Linked DNA regions of Homo sapiens: region 2 is linked to region 1. Evidence: read pairs that join two places in POLR2A ChIA-PET (ENCODE). Cell type or tissue: PC-9. All regions are shown on one strand. Links, peaks and the distances in the headings refer to the core of each region. The heading gives the core; the rest is flanking DNA. Region 1 has its middle 26 kb from the start of CDC42BPA. Region 2 overlaps CDC42BPA (CDC42 binding protein kinase alpha).

Region 1 (5,385 bases), core at 100-5,099:
AAAGTCTCAACCGTCTGTCTGCAATAGGAAAAATTATATTTCTTTCACCATTGTTTTACTACAGACTCATGAAGTTATTTTTATAAAACTAACTTTTTTTTCCCATGAGGGAGAAAGTTCAGTGCAAATGTATAGAGCTAAAACCTAAACTAAATTTTTCTAGGAAATTCCTTAGTAAATGAGTGACTATGGTATGGTCTTAAATATTACTATTTTTGAGTTTTTTTGGTTTTGATTTTCACTGACTTAGTGATTTGGGCAAGGCAAATGATCTTTCTAAACTTCCTTTTCTCAAAGTAAAATTGACTATAGTTTATGTAATAGGCTGCAGTAGCTACTGTTATTTATCTCCTCTGCAAGACTTCCCAACACTTTTCTTCCATTAACATTTCTGGCCCTTGGAGTTCTTCCCTGGGATTTCTTGATTTGGAGCCTGGAGAGGAATAGCCTTGCCTCAGAGGTCAAGTCCTAGAGGGATATGAAGGTATGTATGCGTGCAGGTTGCAGGGTAGAGGAGGTGGCCAACTTCACCATGTGCAGAAGTCTATCTGCAGTGAAAGAGGATAAAAACGAGCAGAGACAGAGAAATGGCAATACATGGGCTGAGGGTGGGTGGGAGACGGAGCCATTGTGAGCATTCATGAGCAAACATGAAGTGAAACATTTCTCTTTCCAGTCCCAGAAGCCCAGGTCCTGTAGGTCCTGATCAATCCCTTGATCCTATGAGCTACTCCATTATCCTGAGCCTCACGAACTAGGATATTCCCTTTTACACTCAATCTAATTTTATAGTTAGATTTCTGATATCTGCAACCCAATTCTGTCGTGTGGCGTCTTTCTCTTTTTTTCTGAGAGAGTCTTGTTCTGTCGCCCAGGCCGGAGTGCAGTGGTGCGATCTCAGCTCACTGCCACCTCTGCCTCCTGGTTCAACTGATTCTCCTGCTTCAGCTTCCCAAGTAGCTGGTGTTACAGGTGCCTGCCACCACGCCTGGCTAATTTAGTATTTTTAGTGGAGATGGGGTTTCAACATGTTGGCCAGGCTGGTCTCAAACTTCCAACCTCAGGTGATCCGCCTGCCTCAAGCCTCCCAAAGTGCTAGGAGTACAGGCATGAGCCACTGCACCCGGCTACGTGGAGTGTTACATAGGGCAATGTTTCTCAAACTTTAGCATGCATCAGAATCACTGAGGGTTTGCATTGTGTGGGAAGTTAGATTTTTAGGTTTCCTTCTAGTACTAATAATTTATGATTATTTTAAATGTCTTCTATGTAGGAGCAAGAAAACAAAGGAACACTCAATCTGTTCTTTCAAACAGCAGGGAAACACAAAAACCAAAATGCGTTCCTGCCACAAATGAAGACTTGTTCAGTAAAGCAAATTTCATAACTCACTTCCATATTGATTTTGGGAAAAATTTGTTGCCATTGTTTATGAAATTCTGTAGTATAACAGCAAACATTAATTGGGCACCTATTTAACATTGCTAATAAAGCGCATATGTTGTCCTTACTCACCAAGCCCAATATAACAGCTCTTCAAATTACATATGTAGATGACTATTGCCAGAATTTATTTTATAATATATCGAAAATGCTAACTTGAAGAGACAATGTTACCAGGTCCAGAGGTTCAGCTCTGTTACTATTACCTAAATCTAGTGGTTAATCCAGTAGAAATATCATATAGGAAAAAAAATCCTGTTTTCTTTTCAACTTTTTGTGAAAAAAAAAACAAAAACAAATAGTGTTGAACAAATTTAATAATGAAAATAATATAGCTTTACTGGGTATTGTTACATTTTCATAGTGGTATAACAATGTTCAAGGATTACATCTTTATTTCCAGCATATGGCACTGCCTATTTTTTAGTAATATACCCAGGCTCATGTGCAGCTGGTAGAACCAGGACAGACACACCAGTTGTTGGGCAGTGCCCATGATATACTGTTATTAAATAAGTTGAAATACCTCTGAATATACCATTTCTTAGAATTTTTTTTTTTAAGACAGGGTCTCACTCCAGCCCCCTGGGATGGGGTGCAGTGGGGCCTTCATAGCTTACTTCAGCCTCGAAGATATCCTCCCTCCTCAACCTCCCACGTAGCTGGGAGTACAGTTGCATGCCACCACATCCGGTTAGCTTTTAAAATTTTTTTGGAGAACCAGGATCTCGCTATGTTGCCCAGGTTAGTCTCAAACTCCTGGCCTCAAATGATTCCCACACTCGGCTCCCAAAGTTCTAGGATTATAGGCATGAGCCACCACACCTGGCCCCAGAAATTATTCTTAAAGGCAGAAGCCTCAGTAGTAGTTTTTTGGTTAAAAAATGAAACACAGCAGGTTATTTTAGTTGTGTTTTGAGACTTAAAAAGTTTAACCAAGTATATTAGTTTGAAGATACTTTTAAAAAAGAAACCAATGAAAATGAAAAATACACTAGTATTGCATGTTTTTGAAATTACACACACACACACACACACACAGACAGATCTGCCACTTAACTAATCTTCTCACTTTGACAAAATCACAAGATTCCCTAAGCTCCCAAAAGCTCAGTTGTCTTGTCTATAAAATGCAAAGATTGGACTGGATGTTCCCTGTATTCTTTTTAAAGCTAACATTCTACAGTCTTATGGGGGAGGGGTAGCACGATGATTCATTAAGTTTTCTTTAAACACATTTAGGTTTATTGTAGTTTCTAGAATCCAAGAGTTAATTCTATTCATGCCTTTATTTAGAAAATAGAGACACTGAAAATGAGCAGCATATGACTAAACTTCATGGAGAATGATTACATCATAAAAGGAGAAAACTTGAAACCCTAGAGCTCTGCAGAAATATGTGTCAGAATTGTGTGCTTGTCAGAGAAGTGTTTGGAGGAAGATTGGTACAACCTATTATTCACGGAGTTCTTCCTGCTCTTCCCAAAGCAGCATATCTCTGTGATTTCTCAGTGAATTTCACAATATGCTCTGTGGTAGCTACATTATTAACTCTTTTATATATTGGGAAATTGAAATAAATGAAGAAAAGAATTTGTCCAGGTTTATGCAATGGGTAAGTATAAAAATCACTTCTAAAAACCGGAAATTTAGGGGGAGACTTATGTGAAGATACTAAAGAATTGATTTAAAGTGTAGAAAGTCAATGTCAGCAGTTTCCTTTTCTATGAACATGACATTAAATAACTTTGAAGGTTATAATTATGGATGAATATTATATCATCACTCTTTATAAAAGAGACCAAAGTACTAAAATGTCAACTCACTTTCAGCTGCTTTTGAAAATCAAAAAACAAACTCAAAAACACAAATGAAATTAGCTATGGTTAAGTATAAATCAGCACAATTTGTGTGAGCACAGTTAAAATGACAGATGGACTGTGTGCCCCTAAATGCAAGATATAGAAGATTTTGTGCAAAACAAAGTCTACATATGTTAAGTCTGAGTTTCCTGGTTTGAAAAGGATTAATCAACCTCAATAGAAGAAAAGCTAAAGAAAACAAGCAGTTTATCTTTGGAGAAAACAGAAAATGCTAAAATTTCTCTTGATGATAGCATAATGCTACATGACAGTCAGATTTTGCAACAGCCAGTTCTCACATATTCAGCTAATAATTTAAAACAGTCTTTACCACTTTGTTGAGCCTGAAGGCATAATTCACAGCAGACCAAAAAAATACACCCTTCAGCAACTTTTGGCTCACCATCTAGAGAGTCTGCTGTTTGATATAGTTAATAAAACACTGAAGCTTCATATTGCTTCTCTACTGAGCAGAAATATTTCAAGAATGCATGAGAGAAAATAAATAAGAATATGATTCTAGTAGAGGAATTGAAATAAATGTGAAGATTGAGGAATATCAAAGTAAAAAAAAAAAAAAAATTGGGCCAGGCACAGTGGCTCATGCCTGTAATCCCAGCGCTTTGGGAGGCTGAGGTGGGCAGATCACCTGAGGTCAGGAGTTCGTTCAAGAGCAGCCTGGCCAAAATGGTGAAGCCCCATCTCTACAAAAATACAAAAATTAGCCAGGCATGATGGTGGGTGCCTGTAATCCCAGCTACTTGGGAGGCTGAGGTGGGAGAATCGCTTGAACCCAGGAGGTGGAGGTTGCAGTGAGCCGAGATCATGCCATTGCACTCCAGCCTGGGTGACAGAGCAGGACTCCATCTCAAAAAAAAAAATTGGACTAGTTTCACATACTAAATAGTTTCAGTGACTGGGAATTTATAGGTTGGCATCAATTTGGAAGATCACACATCCATTAATCTATAATATAACTGAGTTTTTAAGTATCTTAAAGTACACTTGCACATACCATACTGTCATGCTGAAAAATAGATTCATGCAATAATTGTGGCTATAGCAACTGCTTCAATAAACCCAAGAGTTTGGGCATGATGAAAAAGGCTGAAGGAAAGGAAGAGGAGCTGGAGTGGTGGAAGGAGATTCAGCAGACTGTGTCTGTAGCATATTGCATGGTCAGTAAAATTGAACCTAGATAGGAGCTCTGTAGGCTTCATTCTATACTCTGTATCATTTATCTAGTATCTTCATATGGCTGTATGTCTGCCCAAAGAATACACAGGCATACCTCATTTTATTGCACTTTATTGTGCTTCACAGTGCATTTTTCACAAATTGAAGGTTTGTGGCAACCCTGTTGTGATGGTTAATATTGAGTGTCAACTTGTTTGGATTGAAGGATACAAAGAATGGTTCCTGGGTGTGTTTGTGAGGGTGTTGCCAAAGGAGATAAACATTTGAGTCAGTGGACTGGGAGAGGCAGACCCACCCTCAATCTGGGTGGGCCCCATCGAATCAGCTGCCGGTGCAGGTAGAATAAAGCAGGCAGAAGAAGGTGGAATGAGCAGACTTGCTGAGGCTTCCGGCCTTCATCTTTCTCCCATGCTGGATGCTTCCTGCCCTCAAACATCACACTCCAAGTCCTTCAGCTTTTGGACTCTTGAACCTACATCAGTGGTTTGCCAGGGGCTCTCTGGCCTTCAGCCACAGACTGGAGGCTGCATCCCTACTTTTGAGGTTTTGGGACTCAGACTGGCTTTCTTGCTCCTCAGCTTGCCAATGGCCTATGTGGGACTTTACCTTGTGATTTTGTGAGTCAATACCCCTTAATAAACTCCCCTTCATATATACGTCTGTCCTATTAGTTCTGTCCCTTTAGAGAAACTTGCACCTGTATAAACCAAGTCTATCGGTGCCATTTTTCCAACAGTACATGCTCACTGCATGTCTCCATGTCATAGTTTGGTATTCCTCACAATATGTCCAACTTTAAAATAATCATTATTATATCTATTATGGTGATATGTAATCAGTGATCATTCATGTTACTATGGTAATTGTTTTGGGGAGCTATGAA
Region 2 (5,385 bases), core at 90-5,089, 260 kb after region 1:
CCTCAGTAAAAGTGTGAAAAAAAACTGGTAAACTATATTTTCAGAGGCAAATGGCACACCCTAAGGTACAAACTTAAATCTCTTGTTTGCAATAGGCAAATCAGTGTGTGCCAGCAGTGAGTGATAGCTTCCCTGGATCTCATTTCCTTTTGGGAAGACAAGGAGGTTGGAGGTAGGATTAAATGGGGTATTACAGACAAACTCTATATGCATAAAACAATTTGTTGTTGTTGTTTTGCCAGAGGGGAAGAAATGAAACTTTGCTTTGTGATTTGTGCCAAAATTGCCTATCTCTGCACAGAAATACAGGTTCAAAATGCACACCAATAAAATCCTGTGTCATCAGTAGAATTCCTAATAGCTTAGAATTGAGAGTTGGCAAACTATGGCCTCTGGCCAAATCTAGCTCCCAGATTGTTTTTGTCTGACCCACAGAATAAAAATGATCTTTACATTTTTAAATGGCTATTTTTAAAAAGAAGATGACGATGATGTGAGATTTTATGTGGCCCACAGAGGTGAAAATACTTGCATCTGGTTCTTTACTGGAAAAGTTTGCAGACCCTTGACTTAGAACATGGTTGTGGCCTGTATTAGTTAGGGTTCCACAGAGAAACAGAACCAATAGAGTGAGTGTATGTGGGGGGTGGGAGGTGGTATATGTATGTGTGTTGGGAGCAGGGGAGATTATAAGGAATTGGCTCAAGTGATTATATAGGCTGACAAGTCCCGAGATCTGCATTGGGCAAGCTGGAGACCCAGGAGAGTATATTTTGTAGTTCCAGTCCCAAAGCTTGGCAAGCTTAACATTCAGGAAAAGCTTCTGCCTCGTTTCAGGTCTGAAGGCAGGAGAAGCTGATGTCACAGCTGATGTTCCCCCCTACTATTGGTGCATTCAGCCTTTTTGTTCTGTTCAGGCCTTTAGTTGATCACATGGGGCTCACATACATTAGGGAGGGGGTTCTTCTCTCACTCTCCCAATTCAAGTGTTACGCAGAGACACCCTCACAGACCTACCCAGAATAATGTTTGACCCAATGTCTAGGCACCTTGTGGACCAGTCAAGTTGACAATCACATGGCCCTTTTATCCCTAAAAACCTGTAAATAGATCCTCTAGGAGCAACTCACCTTCATCAAAGTTGAGTAATCAAGAAGAAACTAGCACGGTATCTCTACAAACATACAAAAAAGGAAGAAAGGAGTGGTAATAAATAGCAGGTGAGACCATTTATCAGAAAAAAATGTAGCTCTGAAATAAAGTAGTATGCAAATATTTTTTCATGAAAAAAAAATTTTTTTTTTTTTTTTTTGAGATGAAGTCTCACTCTGCTGCCCAGGCTGGAGTGCAGTGGCACTATCTCTGCTCGTTGCAACCTCCGCCTCCTGAGTTCAAGCGATTTTCCTGCCTCAGCCTCCCAAGTAGCTGGGATTAAAGGCATGTGCCACCACACCCATCTAATTTTTTTATTTTTAGTAGAGATGGGGTTTTACCATGTTGGCCAGGCTGGTCTCAAACTCCTAACCTCAGGTGATCCTCCCACCTTGGCCTCCCAAAGTGTTGGGATTGCAGGCGTGAGCCACCACACCCAGCCTTTTTCATGAATTTTCTAAAAACTTAAAGCAAGAACTTTTTGCTTCTGTGACAGATTAGCTTACATCCTACCACCTCACCAAGAAGAGCTATAAAGCTGGATTTTAAAAATAATACTATATGAATACCACTTACAGTATTCATCTGTAAGAAGTCATTGGAGTGACAACAAGGAAACCAGGACTTTACTGACCAAGATCCTAAAGAGAAGAATAGTACAGAGCAGTGAGCCCAACATTTAGTGCCACTTTTCCTCTTTAGGCATTTGCAGATATGAAAGCAGAAAAACCTCAGAATCTAGGAAGTTGAACATGGTATTCCACAGTTTTACAAGGCTGGAGAGAGAAAAATGGAAGTGCATTGCCTATCAAGTTGCAGGATCTTTAGTAAATAATTCAAACTTTCAGTTGAACCCATTGAAAGCCTACATTTTAGGAGTAAGGGTGAGTAAGAAACATGAGTCCTCAGTGACTGAAACCCAGTCTCCAAGTATTTCAATCTTTGATCTATCTTTACTCTGATTGCCTACCAAAAGTAAAAGTAAATACTCTGTGGAGGAAGATATTATCCAGAGTCTTAAAATTATCTAAAGTTTGTATACACGATATGTGGCATGCAGTAAAAAATTACCAGGCATATCAGCAAACACAACCAAATCATTGAAAACCAAGAGAAAAATTCAACAGCAAAAACAAAATCAAAAAAGGGAAAATAAAAACCAGGCAGTCAGTAGAAACAGACCCGCAGGAGTTCGCAGTATGAAATTTTTATGAATGGACTTTAATCGTGTGATTTGTTCAAGAAAGTAGACATATGAAGGATTTCAGCAAACAACTGGAATCTATACAAAACTGTCAAATAGAATTTCCAGGAGCAAAAAATTAAATAACTAAAAGACTCAATAGAACATTTTAAAAACAGATTGGAGAGAAACAAAGAAAAGGACTGCATATGTTAAAAAAAAATTTTTTAGACTAAAGTGTAGTCAGGGATTAAAAAGAATAGAAAATATAGAAAGGAGGATCTAAGACATAGAGGATGTGATGAAAAGTTCTAACATACAAATAATTGGTTTCCCAAAAGGCAAGGAGAGAGATGGTGGCAGTGCAATATTTGAAGAGTGTTTATGGCCCAGAATTTTTCCAAACCTATGAGAAACATTTAGCCACAAATTCAAGAAATACCACAAACCCTAAAAGTGAAATAATTAATAGAAATCAGACCCCACTTAGACAAATCCTAGAAAAGCGGCCAGAAACCAACCAACATAAAATTCTAAAAGCAACCAGAGAAGAAAGACACATTACGTTCAAAGGCATGAAACTTCAACTGAAAACTGACCTCCCAACAGAAAAATTAAAAACGGAATTCAGAAGAAAAAGAATGTCCTAAAAGTGCTATAGTAAAATAACTGCCAACTTACAGTGTTATTTACAGCAAAAAATGCCTTCCAGAAATGAAGGCAAAAATTCAGAATGTGGAAAACTGCAGGACAACCTACATTCTTTTTTTTTTTTTTTTTTTTTTTTTTTGAGACAGAGTCTCATTCTGTCACCCAGGCTGCAGTGCAGTGACGCAATCTCAGCTCACTGCAAACTCCACCTACCGGGTTCAAGCAATTATCCTGCCTCAGCCTCCTGAGTAGCTGGGACTACAGGCACATGCCACCACGTCTGGCTAATTTTTTTTTATTTTTAGTAGAGACGGGGTTTCACTGTGTTACCTAGGATGGCCTCGATCTCCTGACCTCGTGATCCACCCGTCTCAGCCTCCCAAAGTGCTGGGATTACAGGTGTGAGCCACCGTGCCCAGCCAGGACAACCTGCATTCTTCAAGTCAAAAGAAAAATAAAGGTGTTGCAGGGGAACCTATAAATAAAATAGACTTAAAAGATGTATCGGGCCAGGCATGCTGGTGCATGCCTGTAATCACAGTAATTTGGGAGGCCACAGCGGGCAGATGGCTTGAGCCCAGGAATCTTGAGACCAGCTTGGGCAACATGCCAAGACCCCATCTGTACAAAAAAATTTAAAAAATAAAAAAATAAAAAATTAGCTGGATACTAATTTTTTTTAGCTGTAATCCCAGCTACTAGGGAGGCTGAAGTGGGAGGATTGCTTGAGCCTAGGAGGTGGAGGTTGTAATAAGCTGAGATCACACCACTGCACTCCAGCCTGGGTGACAGAGTGAAACCCTGTCTCAAAAAAAACATATATCCAGCCATTAAGCTGGGTTTTCTTATTGGTATCATGATTCAGTTTAATAAACAAGTTTTGTGATATGTTGAAGTAACTGGAAACTTGAACTATTACTATTTATGTGATATTAGGAAATTTGTGAAATTTGTAGTATGATGCTATCGTGGTTATATTTTAAAAGAGAGATCCTTATTCTTTAGAGATACATACAGTGATATGTATGGATAACATTGTATGATGTCTAGTATTTGTTCCCGAATAGTACAGGAGGAGGGGATAAGAGAACAGGCGTATAGGCCAGGCGTGGTGGCTCACACCTGTAATCCTAGCACTTTGGGAGGCCGAGGTGGGCTTATCATCTGAGGTCAGGAGTTTGAGACCAGCCTGACCAACATGGTGAAACCCCATCTCTACTAAAAAGACAAAAAATTAGCCGGGCGTGATGGCGCACATCTGTAATCCCAGCTACTGGGGAGGCTGAGACAGGAGAATCGCTTGAACCCGGGAGGCAGAAGTTGCAGTGAGTTGAGAATGTGCCATTGTACTCTAGCCTGGGCAACAAGTGCAAAACTCTGTCTGAAAAAAAAAAAAAGAGAGAGAGAACAGGCGTACAAGTGAAACAAGATTGATGTTGAAGTAATCATTGTTGAAATTAGGTAGTGGGGCTCATGGGAATTCATTTTTATTTTCCTTTTCTGTATATGCTTGAAATTACATGCTATTTTAAAGAAAAAATGACATAAAGACATTTTTGGAGAAAAAAAAAAGCTATTACCAACAGAAATGGGCAATTCTTAAGCCAAGTAGAGAATGTTCACAGAACCAAGTCACTGTAGGTTGTAAGGGAAAAGCAAAGGTAGCAGGAGAATTCAGAGTACTTGATATCCAAATTCAGTGAGCAAAAGGGATTATTATAATAAGACAGGCATTTTTGGGTAGATGATGTTGAGTAATCAAATTTGACAATACCTGTCTGAACACCTCGAATTCTTGGTCCTAAAAGTCATGCATGTCTTAAAACTATCTTTCAGCTTACTACTTTGTATGAGAACTTAAGTATACACAACCAGCAGTTAGAAGAAGAGGTTAAAGATCTAGCAGACAAGAAAGAATCAGTTGCACATTGGGAAGCCCAAATCACAGAAATAATTCAGTGGTGAGTGCTCTTTTAAACGTTTTTTTGTGGATGATTGTGAGTATGTGGCCAAGTTGGTATGAATTCCAGGTGGCTACTAATAATGGTTTTTATCTCATTTGTCAGATGTGATAAATAAGTTACTCTGAAAAGCACAGTTTTATTACTGATCTGTTGTGTTCTACTGTGTTTTCTGTTACATTCCTCTGTTCCCTAACTCTAACAAATGTCCCATACCAGCATTTAACACAGCTTCATTGAAATCTGATTATTATTACTTTCTAAGAAAATGTTACCACCTTCAGAGTCAAAGTTGGAATTCATCTGCTACCTATGGATGTTTCTTTCTAAGACCAAAAGTCCTGTATTTGTGAGTATTTTAAGAAATGGAAGGCCTGCAAAAAAAACTTAGAAGCTAAAGATACTGTACTGTTATCTTGTATCATGATTATACCAGAT

Evidence for each region. ChIA-PET counts read pairs that join two places held together with the same protein. Peaks named below come from ENCODE experiments on the same cell type or tissue, not always from the same donor. Only the 100,000 strongest peaks of a DNase experiment are listed, where the experiment ranks them.
Region 2: POLR2A ChIA-PET joins it to region 1 with 14 read pairs; 3 of 35 experiments call an interaction of 5 or more read pairs at or near these places.

What each region holds. Positions count from the first base shown.
Region 1 is chr1:227,341,694-227,347,078 of GRCh38, reverse strand. No RefSeq gene overlaps it. Among named protein-coding and RNA genes, the nearest start is that of CDC42BPA, 26 kb to the right of the region's middle. In PC-9, for the core only: no CTCF peak of the experiment used is centred there; a DNase peak (open chromatin) is centred at 2,888; H3K27ac peaks cover 1,618 bases.
Region 2 is chr1:227,080,455-227,085,839 of GRCh38, reverse strand. CDC42BPA (CDC42 binding protein kinase alpha) reads left to right here. Exons shown (of 37, transcript NM_001394014.1): 17 at 4,823-4,947. Among named protein-coding and RNA genes, the nearest start is that of COQ8A, 140 kb to the right of the region's middle. In PC-9, for the core only: no CTCF peak of the experiment used is centred there; no DNase peak of the experiment used is centred there.